Linked DNA regions of Homo sapiens: regions 1, 2, 3, 5, 6 and 7 are each linked to region 4. Evidence: chromatin loops called from intact Hi-C (ENCODE). Cell type or tissue: HCT116. All regions are shown on one strand. Region 1 overlaps CASC17 (cancer susceptibility 17). Region 2 has its middle 66 kb from the start of ROCR. Region 3 has its middle 36 kb from the start of CASC17. Region 4 overlaps LINC00673 (long intergenic non-protein coding RNA 673). Region 5 has its middle 120 kb from the start of CASC17. Region 6 has its middle 270 kb from the start of CASC17. Region 7 has its middle 260 kb from the start of ROCR.

Region 1 (4,000 bases), 1.4 Mb before region 4:
TCAGGGAGTTCTGGAATGAAAGAGAACCATTCCACTGAATTTATAATCTTGCAGGTACGTGGTAGCTATTGTTGTAGTTACAATACTTACAAAATACCTAAAAAACAGCCTAATTGACAAGCATCCTGACTGTTTGCATTTACAAGTCAATTTCATTAAAGAATTACCTCATTTGATCGTCACAGAAACCACAGGATATAGATATGACTGAAGAGATTAAGGAGCTAGGAAATAAATCTGGGACTCTGAAAACAGGTCTAATTCTGATCCTGAGAAGCATCCAGGTTGTTTGAGAAATGAAGACCAATAAGAATGAAAGCCAAAGAGGAAAATGTGGGTGTAAACTGACTATAATAGAATGCTACTGTTTGCATAGAAGTTTATAAGAACAAAATAAGACAGAAGAGAATGAGAAGATCCAGGACTATGAGTTCAGTATTGTGCTTGTTTAATATCGAGATTTCAGTCCTACTGAATCATAATATCTGGAAATGGGGCCTCGGAAACTGAGTATTTAACGAGCTGCCTATGTGATTTTGATGAATAGTCAAAGTAGAGGGCTACAGTATAAAGAATGTTCCTGTATCCTGGGATGAAGCAAAAAGAATCAGGACACAGAAGCTGGCAGCGGCAATAGAAAACAGAAAGCTTAGAGGACATGTGTCCACTTATTTATCTACGAATATTTATTAACCATGTATAATATTCCAAGCTCTGTGCTGGGTGCTAGGAGACAATGGTGAGTAAAAGAGGGAAGGCTTTTCTACTCATGAAGTTTACACTCAAGATAAAACCTCCTAAAGAAGTAAAGAGACCTACTATTTGATAGCACAACACGGTGACTATAGTCAAGAATAACTTAATTCTATGTTAAAAAAAAACTTGAGTGTAACTGGATTGTTTACAACTCAAAGGATAAATGCTTAAAAGGATGGATACCCTATTCTCCATGATGTGCTTATTTCACTTTTTATGCCTGTATCAAAACATCTCATGTACCCCGTAAATAGATATACCTACTATGCAACCACAAAATTTAAAAATAAAAAAAGCAAAGAGAACCCATGATGCCAGACTGAAATAAAAACAGTAAAGCAGAGGATATTTTTAAATTGCTCTAAGATTTCTAACATAAAATAGTAGGAAAAGCGTGGCTTCATTTAAATGAAGGAATTGGGAAATAATAATATTATGATAAGAAATACATTCCCCCCAGTTTGGGTAAGACGGGGTTTCAGCTGATGTGAGGGCATGTTGAATTTGGGGTACCTCTGAAAAAAAATAGGAATGGGAGAAAAGTTAGTCCAGGGACAGGCCTAGGAAAGCAGGTATTTGTCTAATCTGATGTTTATTGGAAGCCATGAGAATCAATGAATGTATCCAGAAAGTGAGACTATGAACAAGACAAATCTGATGGTAACATTTTTAGCTTTAAGACTCACAGATAAAAAGCCAGGCAAAGAGAGAAAGTGATCATATTCAATGAATACAGGAGGAAAGATGAGAGCAGAAAGAATCCAACTAGGAAACCACACAGTTGGAAACCAACGAAGAATTTTGAGGATGACGTTGAGGTCATGAAGAGGTCAATGAGCATAAGGATTGAAGACACCCACGTGAGTAAATCAAATTTAACACTTTGGAGAGCAGATTTAGGAAGACAATGAGAAATAAAGGAGAGATTTTAGAGTGCCTGACAGCAAGTAGGCAGATACAACTTAGGGACAGCGGATATAGGTCACTAATGAAGAATAAAAGTTTAAAAAGTAGCTCGAAGACAACCTGAGCATTACTGAGAATAGGAACAACAACAACAAAACCATGTAAAGGAAGTAATTGAAAAGTACAGAAAAAGAGTGGAAAATTCTATAAATGAGGAAGAAATGGCTCCAGGGGAGTTTTAATAACTAGAAATAACATACAACCTTTCAAGTCATTTTATTCCAGAAAAAGATTACCTGTATCCATTTAAACGCAATTGTTAACTGTGTTTTCTTTCATTTAATTGTTTTAGGTTCTGAACATAGAAGAGGTCTGTTTTCCTATCATTCGACACTGAAATGACGTTTCCAGGATAAAATTCTCCAATTCATGTCGAGTGTGCTTATCCATGTTTTCCCCAGGTGACCATCTAACCCCCTCAATATTTTTTTCCACCAGGTGGCAATGCCCTCTTACTATTGAAGAGCTGAAAGCTCAACATGACAAAAACAGTGAATAACCTGGGTTTCTGAAAGAACATTCTGACAACTGTCTTTGTTTAGAAAGTTGACATTTTCATCAGAGTTGCCTCCTGGAAAATCCATTACAGATTCCCAAACTGCTGATTATACACAACCTGAGAAGAAATCTAAGGGAAGGTGACTGGCTGCTTTATATCAAAAGAAGGTCACCTAATGTCTTAAACTCAAAGTGTGTTTTTTTTTTTTAGAAAGAAGGAGAAAAGGTTTTTGATAATCTGAAATTTTGGCAGCATAGGGCAGATAACAGAAAGTCTGATCTACTCTCAAGAAAGAAAGGATGGATAAAACAATTGATTAAGAAAAAAAACACAAAATGAGAGAGTGAGGGAAAATTTTAGGGATTGATTTATATATATTTTAAATTAGTAATCAATAAATATTTGATGAATGAATGAAAGGACAGAAAAGAGAGTATCTGATGAAATGCAATATTCTATGATCTAGTACTCCAGAAATTGTTGAAAGAAAAGGAAACATTTTGAGAAACATCAAGTTTAGAATATAGACTGGAACAGGGGTCAGCAAACTGTGATCCATGAGACCATTCTGGCTTAACACCTGTTCTTGCAAATAAAGTTTTATTGGAACAACCACATTCATTTATTCACAAATCAACTATGGCTGCTGCCATGTGCTGTAACTGCAGAACTATGTGTTTTCCACATAACACCAGGCCCACAAATCCTAAAAGACTTACTAACTGGCCCTTACCATGAAAAGTGTGATGATTTCTGGAGTAGCATTTAAGGACATGGGTTTTAGAACCAGATAAATATAAACTTCAGTCTCAGTTCTAACACTTAATAGCTGTTTGACCTTAACTAAATTGTAAGGGTTAATGTAGGCCTTGCTTTTAAAACACTTAGCACCCTGCTGATACACAGAAATCATATTACTCATTACTATCTCTCTTGTGTAAACTCAATGAGAAACTGAGATAATTTCCTCAACTCTCATTAATCCTCAAAAACGAAAATATTTTGTAATTATAGACAAACGGTGGAGAATAAATGTACCTCCTTTTAATTCTGGCAAACCTGCTTTCTCCAAATAACTCCTCTCTGTTTCCTTCTCTTTCAGTAGAGTCAAACTCTTGATGACGGTATTTAGCAGTTGGTAAATGCCTAGTGTGCTGAGTCTGTGCAGATCTGATACTCTTCACAGTCCCTGACCAAAGCCCCGGATCCTGAATCTTACAAAATGCAATGGAATCTTGAAAAATAGAAAAGACATGGGGCAAGTATTCAAAACTTACCCTAAGTGCTTCTGACCCTGAATAGCTAAGGCTCAAAATTGGCTTACAGAACATGCAATGATGATTTTGATGGTTTTTCGTTCTAGTTTCTAACTAATTCAGTGTTTGGCTGCCAGTAAGGGCCTTTGGCAAACACCTATAGGAGAAGTGTCTAAAATGTAAAGTGAATCACTGGAAATGGGAACTCTGTCAAAATAAGGGAATTAAGTTCATTAAAGGTGTGGTAGCTTAATTTACTGTGCCAGTTCATACTGATCAGGGTTGGCACTGAACACTCAGCTAGTGCAAACCCACCCAAACTTGGCAGAATAAATGACCCCAACCAATCCAGCCTCTTGGCTTTCTCTCCAGGTTAAATGTGCTTAAATTAGTAAAAATTGGGTTTGGACTATGGGCCTTTCTTGTCTTCTAGATTGGGGCTGTGTTGTATCAACTCCATGAGACAAACAGCAAAGACAACTTTGCTCATGGGGTAGAATGGTTGACATCTCCAGGTGAGAAA
Region 2 (4,000 bases), 580 kb before region 4:
AAAAAAAGAAGAAGTGTGTGGCAGTTCCCCCCACCCCCAGCTTCTCTCCTGCCACCATGTAAGTTGTGCCTTGCTTCCCTTTCACCTTCCGCCATGATTGTAAATTTCCTGAGGCCTCCCAAGCCATGCAGAACTATGACTCAATTAGACCTCCTTTCTTTATAAATTACCCAGTCTCGGATAGTTCTTTATAGCAGTGCAAAAATGGACTAATACAGTATACTAGTTCAAAAATAGAGTAAAAATTTCTTCCCATGAGCTCTATCAAAAATCTCAGAATTCACTCTCATTAGACTAACATGATGACATGCTCACCTTTGAACTAATCAGTGTGACCTACAGAAATGTACATGTTAATTAGTCTGAGCTAGACAGAGTGGTGTTTTTCTGCTCCAATCCCAACACTGAGTCTGGGAATTCAAAAGTAGTTTTCCAAGAGAAAATGGAAGTACTATGTTGCTATTTGAAGCAGAGAGAATGGAAACTGAGCAGGCAAATAGACCATCTTTCTACTAAAAAAAAGGTATGAATGGAGGAAAGAGAAAAATAAAAGGAGATACCTGGCAAAAGACTCAGAAAAGCTGGGGCATTAGAAGTTGCAAACAGATTTTCACATCCTAAAATCCATGGTAGGATTTTAACTTGGAGTTATGTGTTCAGTGGTAGGTAATGGATTTTCTACTGTTGTATTCAGACAGGTTCCCTTGCCTGGTTCCTACCGAAGAGCAGCCAACAGGAGTTAGCTGGGGAGTTTTTTGGTCACAGGGAACAGCAGTGTCTACTGTATTTTATGGGAATTAAACCTGTAATCTAATTGTGAATAATCAGAGACTGAAACTTGGGATAGCTGTTTGCTACAGAACCAAAATAAAAGCAAATTTATCAGGATGTGTTAGCCTACAAGTAAAAGAAAATCCACATTCAAATGGCTGAAATAAAAAGGAAATTTATTTAGCTAGGAATGCAAAGACAGGGCAGGTTCCGAAAAATATGTAAAAACTGATTTGTTAAAACTTTATTTTCTGGCCAGCTGTGGTGGCTCATGCCTGTAATCTCAGCACTTTGGGAGGCTGAGGCAAGAGGATTGCTTGAGGCCAGGAGTTCAAAACCAGCCTGGCCAACATAGTGAGACGTCATGTATACAAAAATAGAACAACTTAGCAAGGCCTGGTGGTATGCACCTATAGTCCCAACTACTTGGGAGGCTGAGGGGAGAAGACTGCTTGAGCCCAGGAGTTTAAGACTGCAGTGAGTTATGATCGTGCCACTACACTCCAGCCTGGGCAACAGAGCAAGACCCCCATTCAAAAAACCCCACAAATCTTTATTTGTGTTTCCACCCTCAATATCTCCTATAGCTTAAGACTGATGGTCACCAGATGGCTGCAAGTAGCTTCATGCTCCCTTGCTCAGGCCTAGCATAAGAAAGAAAAATCTCTTTCCAAAGCACGAAACATAAGTTTTCCTTTTTTGGTCTGCAAGAATTAAGGAAGGTCATGCAATATTAGGGACATACTTTCACTACAAATAACATTGGTTATCGGAAATTCAAATATAACTGGGCATCCTGTATTTTATCTGCCAACTCCAGACCTGATTGATTTAGATTTACCCAAAATGCCCTCTAGAGGGAGGTAGGGAAGACACAGGGACAAAATCAGGCTTTCAATGTCTGTCTCATTTTTAGAAAGGAAGACAGTAAACCGAATGCTAAAAATGCATACAGTGTCTGCCACACTATATGTCAGTTAAGGGAATTTGGAACAGAAACTTGAGGATTAGTGGTTTTATCCAACAGATCATCTCAAGGCTTATACCCTGGATTTGTAAAGTATTATAACTCAGTATAATTGTACAAGTATGTATTTAATACTTTTTAATCAGTGAGACACTCTTGAAGATTCCAGGGGACCACTGAGCCTCTGCCTCCAACGTGCTTCCAGTATAATAGAGGGAATTAAATAAGCACAGGAGGTGAGGAGCACCCTGAAAAAGATACAGAGAGCCATGAGGCTCCAGAACTAGGCTTCCCTAGCAGAGCCAACCTCGAAAACATGCCTCAAAGGATATTGAATAAGAAGGGACATAATAGAGAACTGGGACATAAAGACCAGAAAAATATTTTAGGGCTAATTTTTACAGAGAAATTTCAATTCAAATTGGAAATGTCTACAAATTATCCAATAGTGAATGTGGCAAGGAAGATTTTCGAGTGGTGGTGTGGTATGATTGAAGCTGCATTTTGAGAAAAATCAATCTGATAGCAATGTGTAGGATGAATTGGGGTGAGGACAAGACCATCAGTGAAATGGTCTAGAACAATACTATCAGATCTAAAACCCTCTTTTGGTACCTAGATTTTGTAAAGGCTAGTTTACTCTCTTGAAATGAAATTCAGAGAATATAACCATCCTGTAAGCATAATTCTAGGAAATTTAGTAAAAAACTCTAACTGTAATAGAAATAAAAAATAATTCCTTTAATAATAAAACTTACATTCTACTATGAGGGTCAAACTACAGACCCAATACATCTTTCCACCTATTTTTATATTGTCTATGATAAAAATGCACAATATAAAAATTGGCAATATATAATGAGAAAATGACTGTGTCCAAAATGGAATGCAAAACCATGTCTTCAATCTACCATGTCCTGAAGGTCTTGAGAACACTTACACCCTAGCAGAGTGAGACAAGCTCCCATTCTAAACAAATCTAAACAGACCCAACACAACTTTCCACCTATTTTTATATTGTTCATTGTTTCATTTTTAAACACTTTATTAGCCTGCTCTCATGCTGCTAATAAAGACGTACCCAACACTGAGTAATTTATAAAGGAAAGAGGTTTAATGGACTCACAGTTCCACATGGCTGGGGAGGCATCACAATCATGGTGGAAGATGAAGAGTGAAGCAAAGGCACATCTTACATGGTGGCAGGCAAGAAAGCATGTGTAAGCAAACTGCCCTTTATAAAACCATCAGATCTCGTGAGACTTATTCAGTATCACAAGAACAGCATGGGAAAGACCCGCCCCCATGATTCAATTACCTCCCACCAGGTCCCTCTCACAACACATGGGGATCATGGGAGCTGCAATTCAAGATGAGATTTGGGTGGGGACACAGCCAAACCATATCAAATGCTTATATTTTAAATAATCACATAAGTTACTGGCTTGCAAAGCATAAAGTATTTACTATCTGGCCCTTTACAGAAAACTATTGCTAAGCTCTGCCAGGAATAACTACAGAATGTGCGTGACCGCAAAGTAAAATTGAGGGCTCCTTGTTCAAAAATTATTAAGAACAATACAGCAGTCAACCAAGAGCAGAATTCACATCCATGAAGCCAGCCCTCTCTGTTCTAGTATAGAAATACTCAGACACAACTCCACTACCAACAAAATGAACTAGTCCGATAAGTGTACCTGTGAATGCACCAGTTACAACTACAGACAAAAACAAATAGGACCATGCATAATGCACAACCCTGGGTAGTAGCCCCAATACAAATGTGATTTATTGGCAGCTCAAGTACGAGGGTGGTGTTTCCATTCCTGATGATTTTTTTTCATTGCTAACAACTCTTGGGGAATTTTCAAATAATATAAAGTATAATCTTGGGACAGGCGAGGTGGCTCACGCCTGTAATCCCAACACTTTGGGAGGCCGAGATAGGCAGATCACGAGGTCAGGAGATCGAGACCATCCTGGCTAACATGGTGAAACCTCGTCTCTACTAAAACTACAAAAAATTAGCCGGGCATGGTGGTGGGTGCCTGTAGTCCCAGCTACTCGGGAGGCTGAGGCAGGAGAGCGGCGTGAACCCGGGAGGCAGAGCTTGCAGTGAGCCAACATCACGCCACTGCACTCCAGGCTGGGTGACAGTGCAAGACTTTATCTCAAAAAAAAAAAAAAAACTATATATATATATATATATATATATATATGTGTGTGTGTGTGTGTGTGTGTGTGTGTAATATTCATTATATA
Region 3 (4,000 bases), 1.3 Mb before region 4:
TCTCAAACTCCTGACCTCAGGTGATCCGCTGGCCTTGGCCTCCCAAAGTGCTAGGATTATAGGATTATAGGATTATAGGTGTGAGCCACCGCGCCCGGCCTTGCTCATCTTTTTCTAAGAGATTCAGTAGCCCAAGCTAACATAGATTTCATTCTGTTTCAGCAAAAAATATCTGTGACATGCTCATGAACTGTCCTTCCCAGCTGTTTACCATTCACCTCTATTTTTCATTCATCTCTGTTTTCTGTTCACTTCTGTACCATTTCTTTCTGTTTTCCTGAGAAATGAGCCCACTGAGATAAAGACTGGCCCAACAAGAACACTGAAAAGCATTCCTTAAGGTGAAAAATAGAAAAAAAATCCATTTCTGAAGTTCTTTTTAGACTTACAGTTTTGAGCATTGGTTCACAAATTTGCCTGCAAATAGAGTCAATAGAAATTTTTAAAAATAGACTCAAAACAGAGCCAATTATAATATGTTGATGAGACCCAGTTATCAGTACATGTATTTCCTGGGTGAAAAATATCTTAAAATTACAGCATTAAGTTATGTTATCATTTGAATAGAATTATTTTACACGAGCTAAATGACATTAACTCTATAGTTTTCAGGTAAATCATGAGAACTTGTCTAATCATCAATTGGATGTTGTGCCATCTGTGTACTTTGATCAATAAGATAACCTACATGTGTACGTTACCTTTAATTTGGTACATTTTAAGAAATAAAGACATTTCTGATAATTTTAATGATCAAAAAAGCAAAATGAGGTACACCATCATTCCAAAACAGATTCCAAGGCATCGAAGTATTTGTTCAAATAAAGAAATGAACTAAAACATTACACATATCAGACTCCAAAAGGGTCAACAACAACCCATAAGCTCAATAGACCCATCAGCTCAGAACTAATTTTGAGCCCATGTGTCAGTCAGTATTTATTAACCACCTACTATGTGTCAAGCACATGTGGAATTTGGCAGTCTATATTCCAATGCTACAGAATGTTCTTGGAATGGCTAACTCATTTCAAGACCTATGTTGACTATAATGTCTGATCACTTGTAAATTCTCCAAATATCTACATCATAGTGGTAAGCGCTGTATAAGCAAGACATTCTCAAACACCATCACATATTATCCCTATTTAATTGACCAAATTGCAAACATTCAGCGTGTTTACATTTGATGTACGTTACATGATATAATGCTGAATGTGTCAATTGTGCTCATGATTAATGTAAGTTGAACGTTACTATTATAATATCTAATTTTCTGAAATGCTAAGGTAAAAATTTTCCTATTTTAACATTTCTGAAATTAAGATGTATCTTATCATTGAGTATAGACTGGGTATGGCTTATATTTACTCTTCCTTCCATCAGCCTCTCCCAACCTAAAAACTAACATTACATTAAATTGATATCTTAGAGTTGAAGACTGTTTAGAAGAAAGAAATACAGGAGCTTCCCTAAGTAGTTCAATAACCCTATGTATACATCATTCTTCTAAAGTAGGGGAAGGAGAAGATAAAAACAAAGATCATCAATGTTCAGTCTGGCTGATAGACAAAGCCTAAGTATTATTGCAGAATATCATAGTCCATATTATCAATTTCCAGCAGATGGCATCTCACACTGTTAAGTTAGTCATTGAGGAGCCTATGGGATGTCCTTGCTTGGATAACACATGGAACTCCAAATTGTGCTTGTGTTTCATGAGAGTACATTTGCCAGCACAGTCACCTAGAATGAGAATTTCTGTAACTAGCCTCAGCATGTGGTCACTAAGATTGCCCACAAGCATTTAGTATTTTCAGCAGAACCAAAGCATAGTGCACATTTTAATGGCAGTGACTCCTGTTTTAGAACAGTCTGCACAACATAATTGTAGGGCAAGGTGGGAATTATGAGTCTTAAACAAGTCTTGTAGGTGGGGATAACATGTGTATTAAAATAACCAAAACCATTGGCTCTGCTTTTCTGCAGATAAGCCTCACACAGCTATGATTCACAGCACTGTACAGCTGCATCTTTCTGGAGAAAATCTTGCAGTATTTAACTGTGCCTTCTGAGATATATTCAATTTTTCCACTTTTATTAAAATTTCCATTATGATAATATTTGTTTTCAGTACTTCAATGAATAATTTTAAAACGCATATTAACATATGAATCTTTGCATCCTAGGCAAACTTGAGAACCAATGTTCAAAACAGTAGGGTTAACAGGAACTTCAGAAATTGATTTCTTTCCTATTTTTCCCCTTAGATTCTTTTCAGTGCTCTTGATGGGACAGTATCTATCTGAGTGAGCTGATTTCTTCAGGAAACAGAATTAAATGGCACAGAGTTAAATGGTACAGAGGTGAACAGAAGACAGAGGTGAATGGAAAACCGAAGTGAAGGGTAATTTGTGAGCATCTCACAGATATTTCTGCTAAAGCAGAATGAGATCTATACTACCTCAGGCAATGAATGTCCTGGAAAAATCCTGGGTAAAATGTTCAAAAGTAATTTCAGTTTATCTCATGTTGTCTAACAGTCACTTGAAGACGAAAGAGAAATTTCATGCGGCAATAGCTAAGCATGGCTTTTTTTTTTACACCGTATTTTATTAGACTGTGGAATCTTCACCTTGTTCTTAGTCAAATTGTTCAAGATAACTCTTTCTCAGCACTCTATTTTTTCTTAAATGTCAACTAATTATGCTAACAAGCATATCAACAAGAATATATAAACCCTCATTTTGTTCAATTAACACTAAATCAGCAACTGATTTCAGTGAAATAGTGGTTTCAAGATGAAAGGACGCATTTGAGCTACACGATGTCTTTAGCTTGATCGAAATTCATAAAAGCTCCTAACATCAAAGGGGAGAAATAAGATCACATTTTAAGATAATACAATTCTAAGTTATATTTTTTAAGTTGAAATGACATCATAAAAATTGTGCCTAACAAAATGCTAACTGAATGTCCCGAAGAACAGAAACAAAAGCAGTTCGCATTGGAAGCTATTTTAGATAAGAAGTTTTGATGCTATAATGAAGAAAAAAATCAAGTAAATTGCTTCTTTTGGAAGAGATAACAAAATTTGTCACCTGAATAAGTGTGGGAATTGAAATAAAACCTATAAATGAGTCCATTTTGACAGAATGCTGGTATCAAAACTCTACAATGAATTACCAATTCTATTCAAATGATAACATAATGCTGTAATTTTAAGATATTTTTTACCGAGGAAATACATGTACTGATAACTGGGTCTAATCCACCAATTAGATAATAGATAAAAAAATGCTGACTTGTGGTTCGCATGAGCTGAAAAAAAAGGACATTTTTATTGAAATGTCTAGAGTGTCGTTGTAAATGTAGGTCTGAAGTTCAAGAGAAGTTGGAAATAAGCTTTATCCAAGAGTCTTCCATGCAGAAATAAGAGTTTAAAACTCTGGAATGGGAAAATTTCTGAGATAGAGAGTATAGAGAAAGAAATGGAGAGTAATGGGAACCACTGGGTAATGAAACTTGGGTTAGATAATCATTTTATCTGCCTTTGGCTCTTCTATAATGCATATGACTACCATTTCTGTAGAGTGAGGCCAACTATAGTACGGGTGAATTTAATAATAAATTATAAGAAAAATGTTCCACCATTGTATTCACATTACATGAGTGTGAGCATCCCTTGCACATCCCTAGTACTCCCTAAAAACTGAAGGAGAAACTAATTATAATGTATTTATTTGTATTGACTATGAAACGTTTTGTTCCCCAAATGCTTGATTTTCTCTCTTCCTTATCAATCAGTGATCAAATTCTTCTAAAGATAAAATAAAGATTGCTTTATGTTTTATATTAAACAGAAACTAGTGTAACTCTGCCTAATTAAATGGCTCCTATCTAATCCTTCCTAGTCAGTTCTGGCAAAATTAAAAATTTAGAATATTGAACAAATGAATAGTCTTCCTACGTAGTATTTTTCTATTTCAGCTACAGCCAA
Region 4 (4,000 bases):
GATGGAAAGGGTGATGGGGGCCTGGAGAGACAGCCAGTTAGCAAAATGGTTAAGAGTTAAGCTCTGGGGTTCAAATTCTTGCTCTAACGCTTGACATCGGGGTGACTTTGGGCAAAGTACCGTGACTTCCCTGGGTCTCAGTTCCTCACCACAAAAATATAGCAACACCTGTGCTGTTGGGGTCTTGGGTGGATTAACTGGAATGATCTGGACAGAGCCCTTGGCACAGTATTTGGCTCATAAGCAGCATTTAATAACTTTCTAGCTTCTAAGAAATTACCACCCAATATACAAAAATCAACACAAAATGGATCCAAAATTTAAGCTTAAGAAAAAAAAGAAATTACCCTCCATTATCTCAACTAGACTTTACATCAACCCTATGACTTGGTAGGTATTTGCCCCATTTTACAGATAAGAAAACTGAGGCACAGAGTGTCCTGTGCATCCCCCAAGATCACAAAGCCAGGTAAGGGCAGAGCCAAGGTTTGAGCCCTGGCAGCTGTGGCTGCAGAGCGATGGGCCCACCGCTCTGTTCTGGGGCCTACCCCCGGCACAGCAGACCTGAACGTCCAGGCCTTTCCAGGGCTAGCACAGAGCCTGCATAGCTGCAGTGACTACAGTAGCTGTTTCCTTTGTCCTCGTCCCCTGCAGTTTCTTTCCAGAGTCCCAAGAAGCCACACAACCCTTCAGGAGGAGATTAGCAGCAGCAGAAAACAGAAATAAGAGAAAGTTAGTTTTCTTTTTCTGGGCTAGAGGTGCCCTGCTGCGCTGGAGAGAAACTGGGAGGAGGGAAAGCTAATGCCAGCCCCAGCCCGGTTTCTGCCCGCTGCCCTTTGCAGCTCTAGGTGGAAGCACAAGCTTGCTAGGCTCGGCACGCTCAGAGCTGCAGGAAGGCGGTCAGCTCTGGCAGCCACACTGCTCCTGTCCCAAAGGGAGGACAGACCTAGAGAAGCGGCCTGATCTGCCTTCTCCACCTCCGAATCCCCCCACCACACCCACACACACACACACACACACACACGCCTTTTGCATTTATCCCGGGGTCCTCCAGAGGGACAAGGAAGGGGCTGATTCAGTGACCCCTGAGCCCCGCCTCTCAGTCCCCAGACTTCAGGCAGCCTGGGAAGCCTCCGACCTACATTCAGATGCCTAGGGGTTCTGGGAGGGGCGCTCAAAGCTCAGAGGCCTGAATTCAGCACCCTGCTCAGGCTCTTTGAGAACCGCTGACTTGAAGTGGGCCTGCTCGCTTTGCTAAACAAATATGGGTAACTCTGGTCTTCCAAAAAGAGCTCACAATTCTGTCCTCCCTGGAAGCTACAATTCAATCATCCTCTTCCAAACGTCCAAATCCCAGCTTCAGTGAGGCTATCTCACACAGCAACCTGCCTGGGAGTGACCTGCATGCAAAACTTCAAGAGTTTGAGGGAAACTTGAGGGAAACTTGCAGAAACCAGCTTGCCAAGGAAAAACGCTCCCAGTGCGTTCAATGAAAAAGCAGGCGACCCAGCTAAATGAGTAAACTGACCCAATCGGGGGGATGAAAGGGAACGTATATCTATGCAATGACAATAAATCGTGGAAAGACATATTAAAATACAAAAGCCATTTCTAGACGCAAAATCATGGATGTGTTTTATTTGCTTCTTTGTGTTTTCTGGTATTTTTACAAAACTGCACTGCAGAATGTTTGGAATCAGATGAAAAGTTCATTTCTGAGAAGCCTCCTTCTTTTCTCTTTTAAATTTTCTTCTTTTGCATTCCATTTTGGCCAGCTCGCTTGAACTCTGCGTTCAAACGCCTTTCTCTCCCAAGCAAAAGCTCCAGGAGGAATCTTCTGGAGCAAAGTTAGAACCGCAGGGAAGCTTGAAAAGAGGAAACAGACCAGCCTGGCCGGTGGAGGTTAAATTAAACTACAGTTCTCTAGCAGGCCTCGGGCTTGGTCAGGAGCTATTGGTAAGACGGCAGAAACGGAGTACAGGCCAATAAACAAATCAAAACAAAAACAAGAAGCAAAGAAAGAAAGAAACATGTTTTAAGAAGAATAAAGTCATTAGGTGGCAAGGGGCCTCTGCAGGACCATCCAGGCCAGGGAGAAAAACACCACCAAGGACCCAAACTTCTTTCACTGGGGAGCTGCAAGCAGGAGGCGCTGGCTCTGAGCAGTGGCTTTGTGCTTCGGGCAGAACCGGCCGCGAGGGCTGCGCCCCACCAGCCGCGCGCCGGGAGGGCGGACGCGCCGGGCACAGCCAGGCGCCGGGGGTGACCGCGGCAGCACCGGCCCGGCGGCTGGAAGCAGACGCGCCGCTCCGCCCGCGCCCGCGCCCGGTGGAGCCACAGCGCCATCAAGTGGCCACTCGGCGAACGGCCGCACGGGGAAGCGGCTCAGGCCCAGGGAAGAGGTCCAGGGTTCCCAGCCGCAACTGTCCCTGGGGAAGGGTCTGGACCTGCCAAGCTGCCACTCCAGGGCCTGAGGCAGGAGCCTGCAGACGGACACCAGCTGTCCAGGCGCACTCCACCACCCAGGGCTGCCCCAGAGGATGTTCGGGAATCCTGTCTCCTCCTTCGGGAGAGAGGTTACTTTTGCAGTCCCAGGCCCATTCTCTTCTCCAGCAACTTGCTCACAGTTTAAAAGGTTTGGTTCTCAGAGAGTGGCGCCAGAGCAAAGGGGGCATCTCGCTGCTCTGGGGCATCCTGCAGGGGATGGCGCAGATCTGGGGTCCATGTCTGTGAGCGGACACCATTGGAACATGTGTCTAGAGAATCTGGGCGGGATCACTGCCCACAGCCCTTCAAGGCCCACAAACCTACAACACATCTCTCCTGGAAACAGCACGTGATCCCATATGCCCCCTGGTCTTTGGGTACAAATTATGGGGTGACTCAAGAAGAGAGCACGTGATATGGTTTGGCTGTTTGTTCCCTCCAAATCTCATACTGAAATGTGATCTCCGGTGTTGGAGGTGGGCCTAGTGGGAGGTGTTCGGATCATGGGGGTGGATTCCTCATGAATGGTTTGGTGCTATCTTCACAGTAACGAGTGAGTTCTCACTAGAACAGTTCATGTGAGCTTGGCATGGTGGCTCACACCTGTAATCCCAGTACTTTGGGAGGCCACGTCAGGTGGATCCCTGGAGGTCAGAAGTTCGAAACCAGCCTGGCCAACATGGTGAAACCCCATCTCTATTAAAAATACAAAAAAATTAGTTGGGCGCGGTGGCACGCACCTGTAGTCCCAGCTACTCGAGAGGCTTGAGGCAGGAGAACTGGTTGAACTTGGGAGATAGAGGTTGCAGTGAGCCAAGACTGTGCCGCTGCACTCTAGCCTGGGTGACAGAGCAAGACTCCATCTCAAAAAAAAAAAAAAAAAAAGAAAGAAAGAAAAGAGTTCATGTGAGATGTGATTGTTTAAAAGGGCCTGGTACCTTCCCCCATCTCTTGCTTTCCCTCTTGCCATGTAACATGCTGGTTCCCGTTTACCTTCTGCCATGATTGGAAGCTTCCTGGGGCCTCACCGGAAGCCAAGCAGATGCCAGGGCCATGCTTCCTGTACAGCCTGCTGAACCCTGAGCCAAATAAACCTCTTTTCATTACAAACTACCTAGGCTCAGATAGTCCTTTATAGCAATGCAAATGGACTAACACACCCCATGATCTCCATCCACAAACCACTGGAGGAACCCAACACAGCAACGGAAAAGTTCTCAGAGCACCAATCAGGAATATGCATATTAATATGAACACTATAACAGGAAATTACAGGAAAAGCATAGAGCGTTTGCTCTGTGCAAAGCACTGTGCGAATTCCTTCTGTACTTTATCTTCTTTAACCTTTACCACGACCTTAGGACATGAGTTTTTTATGATGTTTGTTTGTTTGTTTGTTTGTTTTTTACAGAAAAGGAAATGGAAGCACCCAGAGGTCCAAAAACTCACTCAAGGTTGCCTGGCCTGGAGTCAGAGCCTGAGAGCCAGCTCCTTCACTTACACTCCTTGATCC
Region 5 (4,000 bases), 1.5 Mb before region 4:
TGAACATATATGTGCAGTAAAGTAAGCCACATCATCTAATTAAAGAAATAAAATATTACCTGCACTCGAAGAAAAAAAAAATCACCCATACCTCTTCTGTGATAGCTTCACCTGTTTGAGGTGATTTCTATATTGACTTTGATGATAATCAGCCTCTTTGAGGTAACTGCTATCCTGACTTTGATGAGAATCATTTTCTTTTTTTCCTCTATTGTTTTATCTATTTACCTTTCAGAAATTGAGTTCAATTTTATCTGTCTTTAGACTTTATACAAATGGAGTCCTATTCTGCACATCCTTTTGTATCTTTATTTTGTTCAGTGTGTGTGTGTATGTGTGTGTATGTGTGGGTGTGTATCCTAAAAAGTTTGATGTTTGGATAATCTGGGTGAAGGCTATTTAGAAAAGTACTAATATTGCAACATTTCTGAAAGTCTAGAATCAATAACTAAAAATAAAAATGAAATAAAATAATTTTTAATTAAGATAAATTAAAATACAAAATGTTTTAAAATGTGTACTTTTTAACCTAACTATGCAGTACCACCACTGTCATACAATGAGTATATACAATATGGTCTATTTCTGAGTTATCACAAATTTTTGCATTTATCTACATACCTATCTGCACACATTCTGCATTGTCTTAATCACTATAGCTTCAAAATAAGGCTTAATAACAGGAACAGAAAGTTAACTTGATTCTTATTAGAGTTTTTGTCTATTTATAATTTGTTGCACTTTTATGTGAATTCTAGAATCTACTTGTCAAGGCCTACCAATGGGAAAATCATTACGATTTTTATTGGGATGGAATTAAACCTAGAGATCAGATTGAGGAGTTGAAATCTTTACAATATTAAGGTTTCACTCCATGAACATTGTCTGTCATCCCATTTATTTATTTATTTATTTAAATTTCTCAGTAGTTCTATATTTTTTTCTTAGAGATATTTTACACTTTTGTTAGATTTGTTCCTTAGTACTTCCAACTTTTGATGCAATTGTAAATAATGTGTATTTTATCTCTGTTTAATTTGGTTTTAATGTATCTTAAATCTATGTCATTTAAGCCATAATCATTTAAACTGGTTACGGTGTTTCTTTCCTGGCAAAGTGAAGCTTGTATCATTGTAAAGTGATTCTCTTTAACACAAAAAGTGTTACTAATATAAAAAAAAGTTAGTCTATTTCTGTTATTTTTTGTTATTTATTTACATATTTCTCCCCTTTATTTTAAACCTTTATGTGTTCTTATACTCAAAGTATATGCCTTGAAAACAATATGTAATTTGTTTATGTTTATAATCTGGCCTGATTATCTTTGACTTTTAACTGAAACATTTAGTTTATTTACCTAGTTGCGATTATTGTTATATTTGAATTTCAAAATAGCACCTTATTTTGTCCTTTAAACACAATTTGTGGGCATTCTTAAGAAATAGGATGAGATTCCACTTTAGGGATGCAGTACAAAGTTGTCCAGGCTGTGCACTGCCTCCAGGTAGCACATCTAAATGGACTACCAAGCACTTTACAGATGCCTTAAATTCTTGTACTTGTCGCATAAATTTTTGGGTAGATGCAAGTAACGTCTTATGGGAGAAGAACCTTTTTTAAAATTTGAACTCAGATACCACATGGGTAAGGATTTGCATTTGCTTCTGCTCTGCACCTGGGGACATTGTAGCCCCAGAAAGCTTCAAGCTAAATGCACAGCTTAAGGACCCTTCTCCACCTTGGTATCTAGAAGCTGGATCGCAAAGTTCTGTGAGAGTCGACCCATGGCAACATTATTGCAGGAATTTTTTTTTTCTTTTCAATAACAACCACCCCACTCTTCCTAAGGTGATCTATTCCGTTCCCTAGGGGTTGGGAAAGGGGTTTAGTGCTGCTCCACATTGTATAGCCTGGGAGGTTCCATATTGATGTGAGAAATTTCCGTATTTGACTTCCTACTGGGAGCAGTGGGAAGGCTACTGGGCCTTGACATCGAACCCAGTTAATATCCTTTCCCTGCCCCCTGGTGGTTGCCAAAGTTAGAGACCAAGTTTGCCAATGTATGCAATCGCCATCAGGAAAAAAGTGGTTCCTGTGTCCTGGTGCTTTGCTTAGCTGTCTTGGCTCCTGCTTCTCCATTAATTTTGGCAGTGTCACTCCTTATTATCTTATCATTGCTGTTCGGTTTTCAATGACAACTAAAATAGTTTTTCTGCTTCATTAGTTGCTTTCAGGGAGTGACTTGGTCTCAACAACATAGCCTATTAATACTAAAATGGAAGTCCACATTTAAATCTTTAATGTTTCTACTACAACATTTTACATATGGCATAGAATAGAAATACCGTTTTGTTATTTTTCATATGGGAAGCCAATTGCTTAGTGCTGTCTATTGACTAATTCCTCCTTCTCCCAGTAATTGGCCAGGTCATCTTTGTCAAATATCATGATTCCATATATAAGTTGGTTTGTTTCTTCACTCTAGTTGCTCCATTGCTGAAACATATGTGATATAGTTTGGCTCTGTGTCCTCACCCAGATCTCACCTTGAATTGTAGCAGTCCGCATGGGAGGGACCTGGTGGGAGGTAGTTGAATCATGGGGGCGGGTTTTTCTCCCGTGCTGTTCACATGATAGTGCATAAGTCTCAGGAGATCTGATGGTTTTATAAAAGGGCAGTTCTCCTACACATGCCCTCTTGCCTGCTGCCATGTAAGACATGAATTTGTTCCTCATTTGCCTTCCACCATGATTGTGAGGCCCCCTCCCACCCTCCCAGCCATGTGGAGCTGTGAGTCAATTAAACCTTTTCCTTTATAAATTACCCAGTCTTGGGTATGTCTTTATTAGCAGCTTGAAAACAGACTAATACAATATGTCAGCACATTGCCGTGCTGTCAAGATATTAAGGAGTGACTGTGCCAAAATTCACAGGGAAGATAGCACTAAGATAATTATCAACAAAGCACTGGAATGCAGTGCTGATGGTATTTACCTATGTTGGCAAACTTGGCCTCTAGCTCTGGCAACCACAAGGGGGCAGGGAAGGGTCAGAAGTCAAATTGAGAAGGGTCAGAAGTCAGAATTGAGTCAGAAGTCAAAGCCCAAAGCCTGCTGAAGGTAAAAAGTCGAATAGAACTTCCACCATCAATATAGAACTGCAAAAGGCTATGCGCTCTGAGACAGGCACATGTAAACCAACCATTTCCCCAAACCCTACTTAATAAGACTCTAGTTAACAATAATTTATTGTATCATTTCAAACAATTAGAAGAGAATTCTGAATGTTCTCAACACAAAGAAAGAATAAATGTTTAGGTGACAGATATGCTAATCAATCATTACATACTGTATACATATATCAAAATATCACTCTGTGACTCCTAAATATGTACAATTATTACGTGTCATTCAAAAAAATTAAAGATCCGAGCAACAACAAAAAGTTTAGTATGACATCACCATGGCAACCTGTGAGCATGAAAAAATAACCTACCTACTTCAACTGTATCCTTTACACATAAATAATGTAGTGTAAAAAAAAATTTACACTTAAATAATGTAGCTTTATGATAAGTTTATATGTCTTGCATGACAAACACTTATTCCTTTTCCTACTGTGTTATTATTGTTACTCGATTCTTTTTTTAATGCCATTGAGTCAGATTGTCACATTTTATGATGAAACTTGTTGAAATTTTGACTGAAAATATCTTGTATATATCCGGGGGAACTTGAAATCTTTACAATATTAAGTTTTCCTCACTCTCTTTTTAGTTAGCTTTTTTCAATAAAGATTTATAATTTAATATTAAAGGTCTTCTGCATCTTTTGATTGAATAATTATAGGTTTTTAGGTAAATAGGGTAAGTTTTTCATAACTCTCTCATTCTTTGTTTCTAGTGGCTAGAAATGCAATTGGGTTTTGCACATGAATCTTAAATCTTGCAAACCTGCTAAGCTCAATTACTCCTAGTGAATTTTCTCATCTATATTTTTG
Region 6 (4,000 bases), 1.1 Mb before region 4:
AAAAATTATTGTGAGAACGAATGTTAAATTATACATTCAAGAAAACATATTCCTAAGGAAAACCAGGGAATGGGCCAAATTTGACTGAAGCCCACTCAAAAATATTTTTGTGCTTCAGTTACTCTTTCTTCCAACACTTAATTTTTTCCATTTCTCCAGAATGCCCCTGATTTTATTTAACTAGTCAGAATTTTTAAATTGTAGCACCTTGTCTGGGCTGCTGTCTTTCAATGTTACTTAAGCTGCAAAATTCTTTCCTTGTTGCTTCTTTGTCTCATCTGACTCTCCCTCTAATCAGATTTCAAATTACTTTACAGCATAGAGGTAGAACAGCAATCTGATTAATTAATCTATTATGTTACATTAAAATGATAATTCATGAGTTGAATCATGTTATTTCTTTCTTTTTCTTTTCTTTTTCTTTTTTTTTTTTTTAAGACAGAGTCTCATTCTGTAGCTCAGAGCTGGAGTGCAGTGTCATGATCTCAGCTCACTGCAACATCTGCCTCCTGGGCTCAAGAGATTCTGGTGTCTCAGCCTCCTGAGTAGCTGGGATTACAGGTGTTCACCACCATGCCCAGCTAATTTTTGTAGTTTTAGTGGAGACAGAGTTTTGCAATATTGGCTGGGCTGGTCTCTAACTCTTGACCTCAGGTGATCCACCCACCTTGGCCTCCTAAAATGCTGGGATTACAGTCGTGAGCCACCACGCCCGGACAGTTCATGTTATTTCATTTCCTCATCTTTCTGAAATCATTTTATTTCCTCTATTCTATTTAATTTTTCCAGCCATCATAAATGTTAATTCAAATTTTCTTTTCCCTGACCCTCCCACCCACCCCAGCACACTGTGAGCTCCCACTTCCTGCTCTATTTTATCCTGTCACAAATTTGTAGTACTTTAATTAAGTGGTGCTACCAACTTTATACTTAATGCTCTTCTCTTTTACATGATTTTTTTCTCTCCAACTATTACAAATTATGTTATACCTTCTTGGAAGACAGAGGTTATAGTAGTTAGTAAGAGCATAAGAAAAAGAGAAAGACCAATGATCTAATGTTTTCTCTACTATTTACTGACTGTGTGATTCTGAATATGTTTGTCTTTTCAGAATTGCTTTCACATTCTCTAAAAAATGGGAATAATAAAACACCTCTTAGGTGGTATAGTGAGTAACTACATAAGGCACTAAATAGAATTTCCTTAGTCTACAGCCTGACATGTACCCTGTGCAGTAAGTATGAACTCCCTTATAGTAGGTGGGTGCAAAAGTAATTGTGGTTTTTGCCTAACTATATGTTTTTATTCTCAGTACTTGCCTCTATGCTTCACTTTCAGCAACTCATAACTCTTTGTTGATTGACGTTGATGCAATCATCAGTTTATCCTATCTTTTGTCTCTCCCTAAAAATTGGTTTATCTTCAAAAGATAGCCTGATGCTCAGTAAGTCAGTCAAGCTCTTTACAGGGAAGCATGTGATATTAACTTGAGGAGCTGCTACAGACATTGCGTAGTATACAGAAGCAGATCAGCAGAGGTCACTGTATAAATCCTGCCAACCAAGGTAGAAATTCAGCCACCATAAACAGCTATTTTGGAATGGAAAGGCTAGAGAAACAGCATGCAGTTAAAAATTAATAGTGTGCTATAAACTTTTCCTTTAAATAATAAATTGATTTTGGATTTGATAGAGTTAGAGTCCCTGTAAGACATCTGATGAAACAGTTCCAAGTGTGAGCCAGTGGAGGCACACATCAGAGGCAGGAGGACTCTGTGGCTTCTCTCAACGCTCATGCATTCCCTCCTTTCCTATCTGCGGGGCTAGGAATGAGCATTATTTTTTTGTTTGGGGTAGTTGCACTTCGGTAGGTTTTTCTACAAGCTACCCCTAGAGGGTGCAATAACCCTCTCCCTCTTACGTTCTCAGCTAGAGACCAGGGGCATGTGTACTGTTGGAAAGTTAATCTGTTCAAAGTAACAGCCAGACCCAAGTGACTCAAAATTTAATTGCAAATAATTTGGACCCAATTTTCAGCCGATTAGCCTTATAACCTGACAGTTATAAAGTGCCTACTATGTGTACATCTTCTTCTGTTTGCACAATTTTCCAATTAGACATAAGAAACATTAAATTGAGCTCCATTCCTCAATTATTAAAAGTTGACCTCTATATTTCTAGGTCAACTAGAATAGTAATTTTAAAATCTGATATTTTATTTATAAGAAGAGTGCTTTGTCTCATTTCCTACAAAAAAGAATGTTAAAAAAATGAACCCCTATTTAGTAAGTATAACTTTTAAATTTGAATGTAGAGTGTCCTAATTTGCTGAAATAAATTTTTATATTACCACTTTATATATAGATTAAAATTGCATCTTTAATTTTTTTTACTCAGACATCGATTAGAAATATAAATGTTTCTTGTTCAATACTTATACTTACTAAAACTGAGTTTGAGGAAATGTCCTCTCTAAGCCTTAGTTTTCTTAATTATAAAATAGGAGATAATATTTGCACATCTGGCACATGGCTGCTCTAAGGGTGAAGTGAGACCATCCATATGAAACACTTAGAACAATGCCTATCATATAGTAAGCACTCAATAAATACCAGCTATTAAGAAGGATACATAATTTTGTGTTACAATATTCTATAATCTTTAATAAATCACAGCTTTGTTACAAAGAGGCATATCACATAATTCTATCTAGTCATATCTGATACTATTCTAATAATTTAGATGTCATTTATTGACTATAGACATATATATGTAATGCACATAAAGAATGATTTGAGACACAAGTCAGAGTGGTTGCTGGTAGGAAAACACACACGCACAAACACACAAATTTCACTTAGTCAATTTGAATTGTGTCAGTCAATGACTTAGAACTGGGAAATTGTAGAGCTTCTTACATTTCAGTAACACCAGTGCCAATCTGTTTGTGCCATTTTAAAATGTTTTGAGCAAAATGTATTTTGTATCTTGGCAATTATGTTATTTGAATCCAGAGTACCCACTCATAAAAGCATGATCAAGTAGGGCAATAAAGATTGGAAGGATAAAAGAGATTCGATATCTTACAAGTGTCCTCTTGCAATCCACCTTCCTTTTACAGAACTAAATTTGTCTTAGAGATACTGCCAATTATCTTAAAAAAACTGTACTCCGCACCTATTGTCACCTTCTTCACTCAATAGAAAACAAGGGGCATCTGAATTAACAAAACGGAAACTCTGAAAAAGTTCCAAACGGCTTCCTCAAATGTAGCACCTTTACCCTCAGAATGTGAAGTTGACAGGTTAGGCACTGACTTAGGAATTTGCTTTTAGGTGCTGGAGATCCCCGTGACCAAATAAATCTTGCCTCACCTACTAACTGATGCTTAAAACTCCACTTTAGCAAACTCTTTCCTTTTCTTGCAGGTTTTTATCTGTGTGAGGAATATAGCTTCATGATATCATCATAACTTTATGATTTCAATCATTTAAAATCTAACACAACTGAAGAACTCGATGACTTATTAGTAAAATGGTAAGATAGAGTATTCAAAGGCACTGGTTCTCTGATAAAAAGAAGAGCGTTAGGCCAGGTGCGGATCACACCTGTAATCCCAGCACTTTGGAAGGCCAAGGCGGGCAGATGACTTGAGGTCAGGAGTTCGAGACCAGCCCCGCCAACAGGGTGAAACCATGTCTCTACTGAAAATATAGAAAAATTAGCTGGGTGTGGTGGCACACACATGTAATCCCAGCTACTCAGGAGGCTGAGGGAGGAGAACTGCTTGGACCTGAGCAACAAAGGGTGCAGTGAGCCAAAATCATGCCACTGCACTCCAGCCTGGGTGAGAGTGAGACTCTGCCAAAAAAAAAAAAAATTAATTAATTAAAAAAAATTAATTAAAAAAAATATATATATAGAGAGAGAGAGAGAGGAAGAGAGTAAACCAGTCTAGAAAAAAGACCTCCAACTCAAAGCCAACATTATGAGGACATAA
Region 7 (4,000 bases), 780 kb before region 4:
CATCTCCTTCCATCTCTTTGAAAAGTCATTTGTCCAAAATGTAAGGAAGAAAAAGCACATAAGAGATTAATGATTACTAGAAAGTGTCAGTGAGTCATAGTTCATGCGTGTACAGCTCAAGTGGGGGCAGGTGTCTTGGATAATGGCCACCTCACCTTGAACCCCAATTCCATCCAATCACCAGGGAGGCAATATTTCACACCTTGATGGCAGCGTCCATGGAAAATGTGACACAATTTGATTACTGCCCCTTGAACAGTATTACAGTAAAAGAATGCAGTTTATGACACTTAAATGAGAAATAATTTAATGATTCCTACGTTCCCAAATGTCTTTTACCCTTTATTGTTATGTAGACCTCCTAGATAAGCTGTGCAGTTATGACTATTTTTCAAATGCAGAGTAAAAGCAAGAAAAAGTAAAACCAAGTTGGATTTAGGTCTTCACTAAAATGCCCGATTCACCCTCAGTTTCAGTCATTTTCATAGTACTCTTGAGTAGCAACCATTCCTTTTGCCCACAGGCGACTTAAACTCTGAGGTGCAGTCAGGAAGGTACATTATTAACTGGGGTGGGTGACTTCGCCTGTTCTGGGGAAACTAGATACAAACTCCTGGGTACTATTAGGGCCTCTGTGGGTTACCATAGTGAATTCCAACTAACAACGTATATTAGTCTGTTTTCACACTGCTGATAAAGACATACCCAAGACTGGGTAATTTATAAAGAAAAATAGGTTTAATGGACTCACAGTTCCATGTGGCTGGGGAGTCTGCACAATCATGGCAGCAAGCAAAGAGAGAGAACCAAGTGAAAGGGGTTTCTCCTTATAAAACTATCAGCTCTCTTGAGACTTATTCACTACCACAAGAACAGTATGGGGGAACCGCCCCCATGATTCAATTATCTCCCACCTAGTCCCTCCCACAACACGTGGGAATTATGGGAGCTATAATTCAAGATGAGATTTGGGTAGGGACACAACCAAATCATATCACAATGTGTGGCAAAAGTCATTCACCTGGTAGCTTGTCTTACAGCACAAGATCAGTACTGCAGAAATCCCAAGAAGAAAGAGCCCCACCGATTGCAAAGACTAACACACTTAAATGTACTCCCACTTTTCAAATACACATGCTAATGGAAGTGCATGGTTTAGCTTGAGCTCCCTAGTTTTCCTGGATAGCAGCAGAAACCTGCTTTGCTGCACAGTGGCTACGTAGAAGAGCTGCTTCTCTTCCTAGTCTCAGTCTTGGGTACATGTTAGTCCAAAATCCCAGCTGTGTTCTACGTAAAGAGCATCATCATATTTCTTCACCTATGTGAAACCAGCCCCATAAGCTATTTGGGGCCAAAGGGTTTGTGATTATTACACAGGATGTTATATTTTAGTCACCAAGTGATGCACCTTTTATGAACAAAATAACTAGAAAATTTTTCTTTTATTTTCTAAGAAACACACATACACCTCTTAGGATATGCCTGAGATTCCATTTCAAGAGAAGAAAAGTATGATACCCACAGTGTGCATTTAAACAGAAAGAGGAAATTCAGTTATTTTCTTCTTGAACTAATATGCTCAATGTAGTGACTACAACTTAAGTGGAAGAGGATAGACATTATTAGTATCCTGTACCCACAAATGACACAACTGAGGCACCTAGAGTTGATTGAAACAATCCAGACAAATAAATATTTTCAGGATTGAGATTTGAATGCAAGTCCAATGTTCACACTTCCTGGCTTTCAGGGGCTGCCCAACCATTTGGTACTTTAAATCCTGTTAGAACTTGAATGCACACACACATTAAGGGCTTAACAAGTAAGTTTTGTTCTTCAGTTCAATTAGAATGTTGTCAACCTTATAAAATAAAACTTCACATTAAACTGGTTAAATGATAAGCCGATGAGCCTTGTTATTTTATGTGTCAATAAGTCTCAGGTGGGGCAGATCCAGGACTGAATAATTCAGTGGATCAACGATGTCATCAAGGACTGATCACTTCCCTCTTGCTGCTCTGTCATCCTCACCCTACGGGCCATGTCCTTGGCTTGTCCCCTTTAGCACTGCCACACAGCTGCTAAGGGCCCAGGCATCACAAGCAGACACAGCAATGACCAGCAGGGGCAGGCGAGGCTTCTTTTGTGATGCCTTCTCTTACTTAGCCACACAACCTTCCTAGAAACTCCTTAGCACACTTCCTCACACTTCACATGGACCACAATTGTACACATCATTTCTTAATCAGAGCAGATGAGAAAAATGGAATTGATTTTGCTTGTAAGGAGTAAAAGAGAAGTAGGAGATGGTTGTTGTATTTAATCAACAATATCTGCTATATTCTTTCAATCTCTAATGTAGTTGGCCTATGCACAGTGATATTAATCATTATGAAAGGATTAAAAAAGAGACGTTACTGAGGTTAATTAGAATGAGAGTTCAGCCTTAAATTTAAAATGTAAATGGGGATGGAGACAGAAAGATATTAAGGATACAGTTAATCCATTAATATACAAATACACACATACCCACATAAGTAAATTTGTCAATTAAATATACAATTAAAAACAATATTTTAAACATACAGGTAAAACATGCTGAATATCAAACTAGTCTAACTATTGGAATGACATGAATTAAAAAATTACATTTTCTAACAGATACAAATGGTAGGAAAGTTATTTTTTGGTTTCGTTTATTCATTTGTTTTTGTTTGTTTATATTTGGGCTATCTGCTATGAGATTTCTTGAGACCTTTGCTAACTAGAACTTTCAAAGACCAAGGAATACAAAAAGCAGTATTTAATGTCCAGGTGAATGATTATATTTTCTCGTTACATTTACCAAACTTCATTGTATCAATTTAGGATGCAAGAAGACTTCAGACGCTGCTCTCAAAATCACCAGCAGTGAAGTAGATAGCAGACACAGAAAGAACAAGTAATGGCCTGGCTTCTAAAAACAGAAAGAGAAGATTTATAGCCTCCATAAAGCCAGCATGACTCAGGGCCAAGTTCATTCTGCATCCATCCCCCACTTTCTCTTGTCACAGGAGAATGAGCCGAGGACCACTTTTGCCAGCAATCTCATCTGCAGCATTCCAGTAGCCCCTGCCAGACCTGGCAAGGGTATTGAGAGGCACCCTCCTTTTTTTCAAGAAGCAGGGCTCTGGACAGAATCAGGCCAACTCCACAGGTCACACATGAGCTGCTCTTGTCTGCCAATGAGCTGCTTGATTGGTGCTTAGAAGGTGCTGGCTCTTCCTGCCCCAGTGATGGTTCTCTACAAGCCATCTCTCACCTCACCTGAAACGTGGGTGCTTTCTCAAATTCCTCACAAGAAAACATTGATACTTAGTGTTCTATATCTATACTCGGTCTTAGAAATGAATATCCCAGTTTGGTTCGCCTGCAGAACAGCTTTTACCAATCATTACCAATCTCAGCACATCACCACCTCTTCCTATAACTCCAGGAGGTTCACATAAACATAAGAAAATCAAGTTTTATGCTACTAATCCAGACTAAATCATTTCTCCCTCTGGGAAAGTAAGCAAGCAGAATTGGTCTAAATAAACTATAAGAAATCTTCAGTTATGAAGAAAAACATACATACACATGCACCACATTGATATAGAGATAGAAAAGTCCCTGCTCCTACTACTAATATAGCCTATCTTTTCACAGGTCATTGAAATTTTACTTTAAAATATGTGTGCTGGGGGCGGTCAATGGATAGTTACAGTTATCAAAGTACAAAATTCTTTTTAGGGAAAATAAAACCTCTGTAGTTACATTTTTTCAGGGTCTGGTTCTCAGACCCCTGGTTAGACTGAGATGAGGACTGAGATCCTGTGAGCAAATCCTTCATGTTCCTAAAGCCACTGAAGGCTTTTCCCAGGAGGACCCCACAGAAAGGTCCAGCCCTTGGCCAGGTGCAGTTATAAGTCCAGCCCTTATAACAAGCTGCCTGGGATCCAGGGCATTGAAATACCAGAAG

The links. Peaks named below come from ENCODE experiments on the same cell type or tissue, not always from the same donor. Only the 100,000 strongest peaks of a DNase experiment are listed, where the experiment ranks them.
Region 1: it touches region 4 in a loop (14-fold over the local background); 32 of 110 quality-filtered maps call a loop at or near these places.
Region 2: a loop joins it to region 4, with 6 times the contacts of the local background. A loop is called at or near these places in 3 of 110 quality-filtered maps.
Region 3: a loop joins it to region 4, with 9 times the contacts of the local background. A loop is called at or near these places in 7 of 110 quality-filtered maps.
Region 5: a loop joins it to region 4, with 5 times the contacts of the local background. A loop is called at or near these places in 3 of 110 quality-filtered maps.
Region 6: it touches region 4 in a loop (11-fold over the local background); 49 of 110 quality-filtered maps call a loop at or near these places.
Region 7: a loop joins it to region 4, with 6 times the contacts of the local background. A loop is called at or near these places in 2 of 110 quality-filtered maps.

Annotation. Positions count from the first base shown.
Region 1 is chr17:71,116,098-71,120,097 of GRCh38, forward strand. All of the region lies in intron 3 of CASC17 (cancer susceptibility 17), which reads right to left. Among named protein-coding and RNA genes, the nearest start is that of CASC17, 84 kb to the right of the region's middle. In HCT116, a CTCF peak has its summit at 2,160 (motif pointing right); a DNase peak (open chromatin) is centred at 2,164.
Region 2 is chr17:71,957,696-71,961,695 of GRCh38, forward strand. No RefSeq gene overlaps it. Among named protein-coding and RNA genes, the nearest start is that of ROCR, 66 kb to the right of the region's middle. In HCT116, a CTCF peak has its summit at 1,615 (motif pointing right); a DNase peak (open chromatin) is centred at 1,636.
Region 3 is chr17:71,236,363-71,240,362 of GRCh38, forward strand. No RefSeq gene overlaps it. Among named protein-coding and RNA genes, the nearest start is that of CASC17, 36 kb to the left of the region's middle. In HCT116, a CTCF peak has its summit at 1,631 (motif pointing right); a DNase peak (open chromatin) is centred at 1,639.
Region 4 is chr17:72,538,165-72,542,164 of GRCh38, forward strand. All of the region lies in intron 1 of LINC00673 (long intergenic non-protein coding RNA 673), which reads right to left. Among named protein-coding and RNA genes, the nearest start is that of LINC00673, 53 kb to the right of the region's middle. RefSeq lists a silencer at 2,189-2,438. In HCT116, a CTCF peak has its summit at 2,382 (motif pointing left); a DNase peak (open chromatin) is centred at 2,244; H3K4me3 peaks cover 371 bases; H3K27ac peaks cover 1,071 bases.
Region 5 is chr17:71,082,399-71,086,398 of GRCh38, forward strand. No RefSeq gene overlaps it. Among named protein-coding and RNA genes, the nearest start is that of CASC17, 120 kb to the right of the region's middle. In HCT116, CTCF peaks have their summits at 2,027 (motif pointing left) and 3,005 (motif pointing right); DNase peaks (open chromatin) are centred at 2,043 and 3,033.
Region 6 is chr17:71,471,496-71,475,495 of GRCh38, forward strand. No RefSeq gene overlaps it. Among named protein-coding and RNA genes, the nearest start is that of CASC17, 270 kb to the left of the region's middle. In HCT116, a CTCF peak has its summit at 1,896; a DNase peak (open chromatin) is centred at 1,866.
Region 7 is chr17:71,762,596-71,766,595 of GRCh38, forward strand. No RefSeq gene overlaps it. Among named protein-coding and RNA genes, the nearest start is that of ROCR, 260 kb to the right of the region's middle. In HCT116, a CTCF peak has its summit at 2,112 (motif pointing right); a DNase peak (open chromatin) is centred at 2,096.